2 separate regions of the Homo sapiens genome follow, and region 1 is linked to region 2. The links are chromatin loops, found by intact Hi-C in ENCODE. Cell type or tissue: IMR-90. All regions are shown on one strand. Links, peaks and the distances in the headings refer to the core of each region. The heading gives the core; the rest is flanking DNA.

Region 1 (6,338 bases), core at 99-5,098, 120 kb before region 2:
AGGAATAAAATGTTTTAAGGAGGATTTATTTGCCCTTGCTTATATGAACTGCATATTTTTAGTAGGAAATCATGTAATTTAAATTAGTATTGGTTAACAGATTTAACGTAGAAAATGGACATATAAAGAATACAAGGATAAATGTCTACATGTAATAATGGATGGTAGTGATATAATGCATTTTTGTCATCCCATGCTGAATTCAGTAAAAATAAAGCTAATGACTTGGAGCTTTTAAAAGATTGTACTGTTCTCTGTGTGTGTCTTTTGGCTTCCTACTCACCAATCAGTTCTATTATCTATTCTGTACCTGAGCCACTGGCTTTTGTGACCCGGGAAGAGAAAGTAATTCCACTTAAGACGTTTGACAGGCTTTTAAGAGAAATAAGTGGCTCTGTGCAACATGGTTATGTTTAATAAATCATAATTACCAAAGGGACAGTTTCTCTTCTCCCATGTCCACTCATACTTTTTTTTTTTTTTTTTTAAAGAGATGAGTTCTCATTCTGTCATTCAGGCTGGAGTGCACTGGTACAGAACTCTTGGGCTCAAGTGATCCTCTCGCCTCAGCCTCCAAAAGTGCTGGGATTACAGGCTTGAACCACCATGCCCAGTCCTCCACTCCTTACTTCTGATGTTCTTTGAGTCCCTTTGCCTATCATTAAATGAGAAGGTGTTGACAGTGGTGCCAGGTGTGAAGAACTCCCTAATTCCATTGATAAGTTTACATTTCCCTCTCAGGTACAAGTATTGGGTTGATCCTCAAAGCAAGATTGAATGTTGTGATAATATAATAAGAAAAAGACATATTTGGTCTTCACCCTCAGTTCCTGGAACAGAGCTGCTAAAACTGTCATAATTTTCTAACTAATAGAGGTGATAGCATCTTTTGTTAAAGTATTTGGTCTTAGTCCCCTGTTCCTGACACAAGAGCTTCTAAGATCCTTGGACTCTCTGGAGTGATGAGTGTCTTTCTGTATGCTAACAAGATAATGAGATGACTTGGCTTAGCGGGGAGTAGAGGTGGTGGCAAGTTAGCTTCAGGATGAAGGCTGGTTGTCAGAAAGACCAAGGTATGATTAGAGGGTTGGAGCTTTCAACATTCAATCCCACCCCTGACCTCTGACAACTGAGTTGATCACTGTCTTAGTCCATTCATGCTGGTATAACAAAGTACCCGCGACTGGGTAATTTATAATGAACAGTAATTTATTTTCTTATAGTCCTAGAAGCTGGGAAGTCCAAGGCCAAGGCCTTGGCACTCAGTGTTGGGTGAGGGCCTTCTTACTGCTTCTTCATATGATGATGAACGGGCAAAAAGAAGATGAATGCTGTGTCTTCACATAGGAGAAGAGAAAGAACACACTCCGTCAAGCCCCTTTTAAAGAGCCTAATCCCATCAGTGAGGCCTCTTCCCTTGTAACCTAATCACCTCTTAAAGCCTGTACCTCTTAATACTATCACACTGATGACTAAGGTTCAACATATGAACTTCGGAGGACACAATCAGACCATAGTGTCTGGCTCCTGGCCCCCCAAATTTATGTTCTTACGTATGAAATATATTCATTCCATCTCAGTAGCCCCAGAGATCTTAACTTGTTCCAGCATCAACTCAAAAGTCTAGAATCTCATGTAAATCAGATATGAGTGAGACTGAAGGTAAGGTTCATTCTGAGACAAATTGCTTTTGTGCTGTGAACCTATAAGGTCAAACAAGTTATATACTTCCAAAATACAATGGTGGAACAACCATAGGATAGACATTTCCATTCCAAAACAAAGCAATAGGAAAGAAAGAAGGAATAACAGGTCCTAAGTAAGTGCTAAAACCAACAAGGTAAACAACATTAAATCTTAAGGCTTGAGAATAATCTAGACACACTGGAGTGGAGGTTAAGCCCCCAAGGCCATAGGGGGCCTCAGCCCCATGGTTTTGTTGGGCATATTCTATACAGCACCTCGCAAGTTGGAGTTGGGTGTCTGCAGCTCTCCCAGGCTAGGATCACACTCCAGTGGCTCTGCAGTACTGGAGTCTCAGAGGCAGTCCCAATCTTATGGCTACCCTGGGCATTGTCCCACTGGGGAGTCTGGTGGCACTATCCCTGTCTCAGTTCTCTGTGTTGGTCCTGAGGCTCTCCAAGTCATCCATTGAAACCTACGTGGAATTAGTCATTCCTCCACAGCTCTTGCGCTCTGTGTGTCTGCAGAGTTATAATGTGGACACTGGGGGCACTAGCCACACCTAGGCATAACCACAGCTGAGGTGGGTGAGGAGTGCTACACTGGAGTAAATGGAGCAGAGATGAGGCATCACTGGGCAGTGAACGCAGAGGTTCTTCGGTTACCCTAAGCCCCTAGTTTTAGTTATGTGCCCCAGGCCTTGGCACTCCGGGCTTGTCATGAGAAAGGCAGCACCAATAGTCTCTGATATGCCTTCAGGGTGTTTTTTGTTTTGTTTTGTTTTGTTTTGAGACAAAGTCTCACTCTGTCACCCAGGCTGGAGTGCAGCGGGACGATCTCAGCTCACTGCAACCTCCACCTCCCAGGTTCAAGTGGTTCTCCCACCTCACCCTCTCCAGCAGCTGGGATTACAGGTGTGCACCACCACCCAGCTAATTTTTGTATTTTTAGTAGCGATGGGGTTTCACCGTGTTCAGGGTCACTTTTCATTGTCTTGATGAACAGTGTATGACTTTCTTCTATCCATACTAATCTCCTTGCAAATGGTCACTTCTTCACACCCCTGGTGTTTTCTTCCAAATGCTTTTGCACTTGGCCAGGCTGAGAATGTTCCAAACCTTTAAATTCTGCTTCCCCTTTGATTTTATTATTTATTATTATTTGAGACAGGTTCTTGCTGTGTTGCCCAGGCTGGAGTGCAGTGGTGAGATTTTAGCCCTCTGCAGCCTTGACCACCCAGGCTTAAGTGATCCTCCCACCTCAGCTTCCCGAGTAGCTGGGAGTACAGGCATGTGCCACCACACCTGGCTAATTTTTTGTATTTTTGGTAGAGACAGGGTTTCACCATGTTGCCCAGGCTGGTCTCAAACTCCTGAGCTCAATAGATCCACCCACCCTTGGCCTCACAAAGTGCTGGAATTACAGGCATGAGCCACCATGCCTGGCCACTCCTCTGAGTTTAAATTCCATCTTCACTATATTTCTCTCCTGCATTTTACTATAAGCAGTTAAGAGAAGCCATGCAGTACCCTGAACACCTTGCTCAAAGATTTCTTCTGCCAAATATCCTAGTTCATCACTCTTAAATTCTGCCTTCCATAAAGTTCTAGGAAGTGGGCAAAATTCTGCCACGTTCTTTGCCATTTTGCAACAAGGATGACTTTTCCTCTGGTTTCCAATAAGACACTCCTCATTTCTATATAATACTTCCTCACGATGGCCTTTACTATGCATATATCTGTCAGCATTCTGATCATGATAACTTAGGTACTCTCAAAAAAAGCATCTCTCTACAGCTTTCCTCTTCTGAGCCCTCACCAGAATCATCCTTAATGCTCTGTTCATGGCAATGTATGCTTTTTCTAGCCTGCACCTTCAAAATCTTCCAGCTTCTATCCACTATCCAGTTCCAAAGCTGTGTCCACATTTTTAGATATTTGTTATAGCAACACCCCAATTTTCTAGTACTAGTTTCTGTTTTAGTCCATTTGTCCTGCTATATAAAAGTGCCTGAGACTGGGTCATTCATAAAGAACAGAAATTTATTTTTCTCACAGTTCTTGAGGTTGGGAAGTCCAAGATCAAGGCACCAACATTTGGTATCTGGTGAGGACCTTCTTGCTGTGTCCTAACATGATGGAAGGTGGAAGGGCAAAAGAGATGAACTATCCTTACATGGCAGAAGAGCAGAAGAGAAGACCCCACTCCCTCAAGTGCTTTTATAAGAGCCATAATGCCATCCATGAGGACTCTGCCATTATGACTTAATCACTGCCTAAAACCCCACCTCTTAATGTTATTACATTGGAGATTAAGTTTCAGTATACAAATTTGGGGGGATGCAATCAGATCACAGCAGTTACCAATGGCCAATGATGTAATCAATTGTGTATGTAATAAAACTTCCATATAACCCCCAGAATTACAGAGTTCTGATGGCTTCTGGGTTGGTGAACACATGGAGATATTAAGGGGATGGCATTCCAGGAGGCTGCATGGAAGCCCCTCATCCTTTCCCACATACTTTGCCTTATATATCTTTTCCATTTGGCTGTTCCTGACTTGTACCCGTTATAATAAACCATTAATATTAAGTAAACGTTTATTCTGAGTTCTGTGCGCTGTTCTTGCAAATTATCTAACACAAGGAGGGAGCAGTGGGAACTCCTGATTAATAGCCAGTCAGAAATACAAGTGGTTCAGAACTTGGAATTGACATTTGAAGTGGGGGCAGTCTTGTGAGTCCTTAACTTGCACCATCTGACACTAATTCCAGTTAGATGGTGCCAGAATTAAATTGTAGGGCACTCAGCTAGTGTCAGAGAATTGGTTGGTGTCGGGGAAGAAACCTGCACATTTGATGTCAAAGTGTTAAGCATGAAAACAAGATGGAAAGGTGCAAACAACCAGGGGCTTGTTTTCTCACTTTTTCTCAACTTTTTTTCTCTCATTCTGTAAGACCCTGAAGCAATGGACACTGGTTTGTTGGCTCTTACTAGAAGAGGCACAACAACCTGACTATATTCTTTTTTAAAAAACTTTTCATTTTGAAATAATTTCAAACTTCAACATAGTTGCAAAAATAATATGAAGGCAGCGCTGGTGGGAGTTTAAAATGGTACAGCTGCTTTGGAAAAGTTTGGCAGTTCCTCAAATACTTAAATAACATTACCATATGATTAAGAAATTTCACTCGTATGGGTATACCCAAAAGAATTGAAAACAGGTACTCAAAAACATGTGCATGCATGTTCATAGTAGCACTATTCTTATTCACAGTAACTGTAAGGCGGAAATGTCCATCAACAGATGAATGATAAAATGTGTTATATCCACACAATGCAATATTACACAGCCTTAAAAGGAATGAAGTACTGATTCATGCTACAACATGGGTGAACCTCAAAAATATTATGCTAAGTGAATGAAGCCAGATACAAAAAGCCACATACTATGTATTTCCATTTATATGAAATATCCAGAATAGGCAATTCTATAGAGACAGTAGATAAGTAGTTGCCGGGGCTTGGAGGTAGGAAGGAGTGGGGAATGAGTGCTAATGGATACAACATTTCTCTTTGGGGTGATGAAAATATTATGAAATTAATGTTCTGGAGATGGTTGCAAAGCTTCGTGAATATACTAAAAATCACTGAATTGTACACTTTAAATGGGTGAATTTCAAAATATGTGAATTATATCTAATAATAAAAAAATTGAGAGTATCCACACACCTTCAATTCCCCAGATGACAATATCTTATGTACCTACAATTATCAAAATCAAAAAATTAACATCAATATAATACTATAACCTACACACTGTGTTCAGATTTCACCACTTGTCTCTCTGTTGTTCTGTTTCTAGTTTAGGATCCAATCTAAGATCCCACGTTTAGTTTTTATATCTCTAGTCTCCTTTAACCTGAAACAGTTTCTCAGCTTTCCTTTGTCTTTCATGACTTTGGCACTTTGGAAGAGTACAGGCCAGTTATTTTGTAGAGTGTTCCTCAGTTTGGGTTTCTGGTAATTCCTTCTGCTTAAAGTCAGGTTATACATGTTTGGCAAGAATAACACGTAAGTACAGTTGTGTCCTTAAGTGCATCATATTAGGATACACATTACATCGATTTGTCCTGCTACTGGTGATGTTAAATTCAGTGATCAGTTTCTTTGGTGTGTGATTGTGACTATTCATAGTTTTCTTTCTTGTTTATAAAAAAATTTCATTTTATCACCATTCTATACTCCCATTTTCCCTTACTCCCCACACATAGTCAAATATATTTAATGTGTATCATGTAGTTTCTATGTGTTCTTGAAAAATGTACCTTGTTTTGGTGTCCAAGTATTTTTAGTTTACATGAGTGACATTGTGTTGTATCTCATTCCATTTCTTACTTTTAAAATTCAGCACTGTTTTTAAGGTCCATTCTTGTTTCTAATCTGTTATTTTTAATTCTGCATGATACTCCTTGGAGTGCAACTACCACATTTCACCTATGCCATTTCCAGTGATAGACCCCACATGGGAACCAATTCCTGGCCACCACAAATAACATTGTACTGAACATTCTAATAATGCATGTCTCCTTATGGGTCTCTGTAGGAAATTATTTGGAATGTATAATGAGGAATGGAGTTGTTGGGTCATAG
Region 2 (7,447 bases), core at 1,201-6,200:
TGTATAACTTTTCCTATGAGGCAAACTCACCCACTTCCTTGACTGAATATTAAAAGTGGTATAACTCCACCCCAAATCTCTCCTCTGAGATTCAGACCAGCATATCCAACATTCTACTTAACAAACATCTTCCAAGTTTCAAAAACACCTCAAATTCCACAGGTCCAAGTGTGATCTTTCTCTCCATATCTGACGCTCTTTTAGTGTTTTTTATTTTTTAGTTAGTAGTTCCACCAAATTGGACATGATAGAAACCGAGGAATAATCTCTGGCACCTCCATCTGTGTTATTCTCCACGGTCAATCCATCAACAATCCCTGTGAATTTTCCCTCCTATACTCATCCACTTCCATCTGTCTCCTCGGCTCCCACACTAGACCAAGCTATAATCATTTCTTGCCTGGACTAATAGAGTAGTCTCTTGAAAAGTCTCCTTGAAGAACTACAAACCACTGTTCAAAGAAATCGAGATGATACAAACAAATGGAAAAACATTCAATGTTCATGGATAGGAAGAATCAATATCATTAAAATGACCATACTCTCCAAGGCAATTTATAGATTCAATGTTATTTCCATTAAACTACCATGACATTTTTCACAGAACTAGAAAAAACTATTTTAAAATTCATATGAAACCAAAAAAGAGCCCCAATAGCCAAGACAATCCTAAGCAAAAAGCAAAGCTGGAGGCATCATGCTACCCAACTTCAAACTATTCTGCAGGGCAACAGCAACCAAAAAAGCATGGTACTGGTACAAGAACAGACACATAGACCAATGGAACAGAGAAGATAACCCAGAAATAAGACTGCACACCTACAACTATCTGGTCTGACAAAAACAAGCAATGGGGAAAGGATTTCCTATTCAATAAATGGTGCTGGGATAACTGGCTAGCCATATGCAGAAGACTGAAACTGGACCACTTCCTTAAACTGTATAGAAAAGTTAGTTCAAGATGGATTAAAGACTTAAATGTAAAACCCAAAACTATAAAAGAAAAAACAACAACAACCCTGGAAGACAACCTAGGCAATACCATTCAGGACATAAGCACAGGCAAAGATTTCATGACAAAGACGCCAAAAGCAATCACAACAAAAGCAGACATTGACAAATGGGATGTAATTAAACTAAAGAACTTCTGCACAGTGAAAGAAACTGTAAGCAGAGTAAAAAGACAACCTGGGAGAATGGGAGAAAATTTTTGCAAGCTATGTATCCAACAAAGATCTAATATCCAGCATCTATAAGGAACTTAAACAAATTTACAAGAAAAAAACAAACAACCCCATTAAAGAGTGATGAAAGGACATGAATAGACACTTCTCAAAAGAAGACATACATGTGGCCAACAATCATATGAAAAAAAAACCAACATCTATGTACCCAAAGGATTATAAATCATGCTACTATAAAGACACATGCACATGTATGTTTATTGTGGCACTATTCACAATAGGAAAGACTTGGAACCAACTCAAATATCCATCAATGATAGATAGACTGGATTAAGAAAATGTGGCACATATATGCCATGGAATACTATGCAGCCATAAAAAAGGATGAGTTCATGTCCTTTGCAGGGACATGGATGAAGCTGGAAACCATCATTCTCAGTAAACTATCACAAAGACAGAAAATCAAACACTGCATGTTCTCACTCATAGGTGGGAACTGAACAATGAGAACACTTGGACACAGGGCGGGGAACATCATATATCGGGGCCTGTTGTGGGGAGGGGGGCTGGGGGAGGGATAGCATTAGGAGAAATACCTAATGTAAGTGATGAGTTGATGGGTGCAGCAAACCAACATGGCACATGTATACCTATGTATCAAACCTGCACGTTGTGCACTTGTAGCCTATAACTTAAAGTATAATTAAAAAAAACCCAACATCACTGATCATCAGAGAAATGCAAATCAAAACCACAATGAGATACCATCTCACACCAGTCAGAAAGGCTATTTTTAAAGTCAAAAAATAACGGATGCTGGTGAGGTTGTGGAGAAAAAGGAACACTTATAGGCTGTTGGTGGAAGTGTAAATTAGTTCAGCCATTGTGGAAGATGGTGGCGATTCCTCTAAGACCTAAAGACAGAAATACCATTCCAGCCAGCAATCCCATTACTGGATATATATCCAAAAGAATATAAATCGTTCTATTATAAAGACACACGCATGTGTACGTTCATTGCAGCACTATTCACAATAGCAAAGACACGGGATCAATCTAAATGCCCGTTAATGATAGACTGGATAAAGAAAATGTGGTAGATATACACCATGGAATACTACATAGCCATAAAAGAGAATGAGATCATGTTCTTTGCAGGCACTTGGATGGAGCTGGAGGCCATTATCCTTAGCAAACTAATGCAGGACAGAAAACCAAATACTGCATGTTCTCACTTATAAGTGAGAGCTAAATGATGAGAACACATGGACACAAAGAAGGGAACAACGCACACTGGGGCTTTTCAGAGGGTGGAGAGTGGGAGGAGGGAGAGGATCAGGAAAAACAACTAATGGGTACTAGACTTAATACCTGGGTGATGAAATAATCAGTACAACAAACCCCCATGACACAAGTTTACCTATGTAACAAACCTGCAGTTGTAGCTCTGAAATTAAAAAGAAAAATAAAAAGAAAAAAAGAAAGGTCTCCTTGAATCTAGTCTCTCCACCTTTAATTTATTCACCACAATTCATAAAGACCAATCACTAAATGAGAATCTGGGCATGTAGTTTCTCCCCAGATAACCTTCACTGGCTACTCATTGTTCTGCATATAAGGCTATACAAATGAAAGTGACATGGTTTTCAAGGCCTTGATGATCTGACACTTTAGTTACCCTTCCAGCCACTTTCCCCTCACTTCTTGTAGTCTAGCCACACTAACCTTATTTCTGTGCCTTGAATGTGCCATAATATCTCTGCCACAGAGCCTTTGCACAGCCTGTTTGCTTTGTCTGATAGGTTGTTTCTTTCTTCCACATACTTCAGAGCTCAGGCCAAATTTTACTTCCTAAGGGAAACCAGGTAGAAATGCTTTTCACATCAGAATACAAGCCAGAAGAGGGCTACAGAGCAGGGAAGGGGGCATTTGTAGGCTCTTTGTTGTCTTCTTCTCTACGTATCTTTTATAAGTTGGCAGTGCCATAGCTCTACTTTCCAAAACCCTCTGTGTCTCCTCATATCCATATCTGAGAAACATAAGTCTGCAGTTCTGCATCATTGCCAAGCTCTGGTTGACAACCGACTTGAGTTTGAGATATAAAGAAAAACAATGAATTCCTTCATTGTTCCTATTGATCCTGAGATCAAGGAGTTTTTATTCTTTTTTTTTTTTTTTTTTGAGACGGAGTCTTGCTGTGTCACCCAGGCTGGAGTGCAGTGGGGCCATCTCGGCTCACTGCAAGCTCCGCCTCCCAGGTTCACACCATTCTTCTGCCTCAGCCTCCCGAGTAGCTGGGACTATAGGCGCCCGCCACCATGCCTGGCTAAGTTTTTTTGTATTTTTTTTAGTACAAACGGGGTTTCACCGTGTTAGCCAGGATGGTCTCGATCTCCTGACCTCATGATCCGCCCGCCTCGGCCTCCCAAAGTGCTGGGATTACAGGCGTGAGCCACCGCTCCCGGCCGAGTTTTTATTCTTACAGGCTCTGGGAGTGAAAACCAAGAAGTTTCCTTTTTCAGCCCTTGTGGACACAGAACTCCAATAGTTCAAAGTTTTATGGACACAGAACTCCAACAGTTCAACATTGGTTCTAAATTTAGAATGCTGAAGTTAGAGTGCTTTGTTAGTCTGACAAATACAATATTCTCCTGAGTCTAACATTTAGAGCTTACATATTTTTTCCCATTCACAAAGTGCTATAGGCAATGACTGCTATTTGGCTTGGGAATTTTAGTAGTGACTTTTTAAAAACTCTCAAGTCATTCTGACTTTGACCCTCTCCAGCCAAAGGCATGACCAATGCATTTTAGTTCACCAGAACTTACCATTTTCCCCATGCTGTTCTGTGTTAGATTTCATCTGGATTCTCTCCAGAGTTTAGTGTTTAAACTGCCATTTATGGGAACACATTTTGCTAATTGTGCTCTTATTTGGATAAGTCACATGAGCCACATTGCTAAGTTGTGACTACAACCTCAGCTGCTGCTGAACTGCCCAAGGCAGGAAAATAAATTGCACCAATCTGCTCCAGAAATGAGAGAATGGGGGAAAATCCTTAGATTTGATTAGATGTTAGCTTTCAACCATTTATGTGGGGTTTTTTCCTTCTTAATGAAAACATCCTGTTAGTAAAAATTTAACCATCTCAAGAGCTTTGACAGGGGATGAAAAAAGTGAAAGTTTTAGTGTCCTCCTAATGTAGGCTCCTAGAATATCCATCCATCATTCTACGCATGCCAGTAACACCCACATTTGTTGCTTGATTTACTGATTCAGTGGTTCCTTAAGCATTCTATCTATATCTATCTATCTATCTATCTATCTATCTATCTATCTCTATTATATCTCTTTGCTATATCCCTCTCCATTCTTTTTCTTTTGAAGTAATTGGTAGGTCAATATATACATCTGTGAGTACCTATAATATGAATTCATTGTGAGAAAGATGAAATGCAGTGGTTGCAAGAAATAAAACTTTTGGGGGGACAATTGATGAATGAGACTCATTCACAACACATGGACTTTATTAAAATAATGGTGCATGTGTCATCCTCTGATGGAAGAGCTGGACTGGGATGAACTGTGAGCTTGCTTGTTTGCAGATGCTGAAGCACATAGGCCAGATTCCTCATTTCTCACAAGCCCACATAGGTATGCCTGCAGCATGGCATCTACAAAACATGCTGCCCTAAGCACAAAAGTGGATTATCTGCTTCTTTTGGTTGATGGCAGTTATTTCAGGGAGGGACTATCAACAAGTTTCTACTTGCTACAATCTAGGGCTTGAATCCATAGGCCATACTCACTTGGCCTGAAAAGACATAACCAGACTGGAAGAAAGAACCTTGCCTTAATTCAAATGTTAAAATCTCAAGAGTCTGGCATAAGGGAGGAGGAAATAATGGACAGAGTATTCTCAAAACTGGCTTTCTGCTTGCTAAGTAAGCATACACACGTAAAGGTAATGTAAATATATTTTCTCTAAAGGTGAACTACTGTTACCGATGCCAGGGTGGAAAACAAGACTGAAGTTGTTGAAGAAAATAAAGAACTATAGGTAATAATAGTACCACTAAAACTAGAGATGATGCCAAGCTGCAGGTTATAAGTATGACTTCACATGAAGCTGGAAAGCATGTATCATTACTTCGCATTCAAGTTCTGAGCAGTTTTTAGAAAATGGAAATGACATCCTTTACAGATTTAAATTTCAACATTGCTTTTGTTTTTCATGCTGATTCACCCAGAACTTGCCAAAGAAAGTCCCAGTAAAAATGTTCATGAAGGTTTTAGTAAAGTAAAAGACAAAAAAGATTTGTTTCTGAGGCTTTCCTGAGTGATTTCTCTAAATTCTTCTTGAATCATCATTCTTCGGAAAATGAGTTTGTACTCCTGCAGGCTCTGAAGGTCAGGATAGACCAGCTATGACTTTTCTAGGAAGTGAGTAATAGTAAGACCACGGGACTAATTTCTGGAGGCCTGGAGGTACTTTTCATTTCAGAAGCTGTAGGTGTGGTTTTCCCCTCCAAATGGCTTTAGGGAGTTCCAGAGGCGTGTGTACACTTGAAATGGGAATAGCCAACCTAAAGTAAACTTGCCCTGGAGGTTCTGCCAACCTCTGTCAGCTCTTACCCTGGGTTTCCCCACCCATAGTGACTGGTCCTTTATATTCCTTCTCACTCCTTTCTTCTCTATCACCCATTCCTCCAACCATTCCTCCCCACCAACTCCAAATCTTCATACCCATGCAAAAACCTGAGAATTCTTTGAATATGTATCACTTAGAATTCCTTCTTCCCGGAAAATATGGAAGGACACTGCTGCCAAATGCTGTTTGTAAGACTCACACGCAAGCTATAGCCATGGAAAATTCGTAAGAATCATTGTTGGGAGGGGAACACGTTCATAATTCTTTAAAAATTCATATTCTTTTTGGAGAAAAATTTAGGGTTTTAGTGTTAAAATGCAGCTAAGTGGCTTCATTTTCTTCATTCATTCACTCAATAAAAATTTACTGTGCACCTACTATATGCCAGATGTGGTGTTAGAAGATACTGTGATAGAAGACACAGTCACTGCCCACAAAGATTTTAAGAGTTGGTGAAGAAGAGAAGAAAAATAATAATTACAATATAGTGCTATAAAGACTATGAGAGATGTTGTAGTCAGTATGCCATGGGCAGTTAAGAATTGTTAAAGTCCTCAATGATGAGTAGGACTTAATGAGGAAACTGTGTGTGTGTGTGTGTGTGTGTGTGTGTGTGTGTGTGTACTGGACTTGGGGAAATTGCTGGTGTTGTCCAGCTTCAGACGGGCTAAAGTTACCACCAAAACCCACTTTCTAAAGCTTATTACACACTAATAAGGCAGAAGAGAAAGTGGACCAAGCTTTCTTCAGTATTCTCTTTCCTCTCCATGGTGTTCCCAATTTCTCCTCCCCTTTTCCCCATATTTTTGCTTCCAACTTTCAGGAAATAATTAATAGACTTAATTCTTCATGGTTAAGTTTCATTGCTTGTTTCCCACAAGAGCTTATGCATTTCAGTAAATGTCAGTGCCTTCATTCAAAAATCTGAATCTGTAATGGAATGTGTTTGGAACTTACGGAGGAGATGGAAGACTCACGGCAAACACCTATTCTACTCATCCTACCCATTTCTGTAAGAAATGATCCTGGCATTTATGACACTAAGGAATAAAGCAGAAATCTACACCATCAACTATAGCTCAAATTCCATTAAGGTGAATTTCAAGAGCTGCCCATATTCTTTAGCTCTACTGGAATGTGGTTTTACTTACTGGCAGGTGAACTGAGCAAACTCAACACCAGTTTGGAAATAGTTAATGTAATACAACAGATGATCTTTAAAGTCCCCAATTCTAAACTGCTGTGAATTCTATGCATTAGATTCCTATCAAGTTCTGCCTGTGGCCAGGGGAAATGGTTAACAAAGTGGCAGAAGCTTAGCTTTACTTGCTGGCTTTCAACTATTCTTTTTTGTTAAAGTAATGCATTACATGTTATAAAATCCATTATATAATGAATATATAAAATATGAAGTAAGTCTCCCTGCCAACCCTGGATTCTCTTTCCAGAGTCAACACTGTTACTATTTTCTTATAGATCTTCCCAGATATTTTCTCTTCACATATAAAATCTTTGTCTTTTTAAGATAATACATTTTTCATAATGTTACTGCTAGAAACAGACACAATAAGCACTATATTTTATATTTTGATGTATTTAACTTATCTCTAGT

The links. Peaks named below come from ENCODE experiments on the same cell type or tissue, not always from the same donor. Only the 100,000 strongest peaks of a DNase experiment are listed, where the experiment ranks them.
Region 1: a loop joins it to region 2, with 5 times the contacts of the local background. A loop is called at or near these places in 4 of 110 quality-filtered maps.

The regions. Positions count from the first base shown.
Region 1 is chrX:45,739,116-45,745,453 of GRCh38, reverse strand. MIR222HG (miR222/221 cluster host gene) reads left to right here. Exons shown (of 2, transcript NR_170290.1): 2 at 1-240. Among named protein-coding and RNA genes, the nearest start is that of MIR221, 4.0 kb to the left of the region's middle. In IMR-90, for the core only: a CTCF peak has its summit at 2,230; a DNase peak (open chromatin) is centred at 2,193; H3K27ac peaks cover 183 bases.
Region 2 is chrX:45,620,093-45,627,539 of GRCh38, reverse strand. No RefSeq gene overlaps it. Among named protein-coding and RNA genes, the nearest start is that of LINC01204, 120 kb to the right of the region's middle. In IMR-90, for the core only: no CTCF peak of the experiment used is centred there; DNase peaks (open chromatin) are centred at 4,079, 4,769 and 5,629; H3K27ac peaks cover 3,041 bases.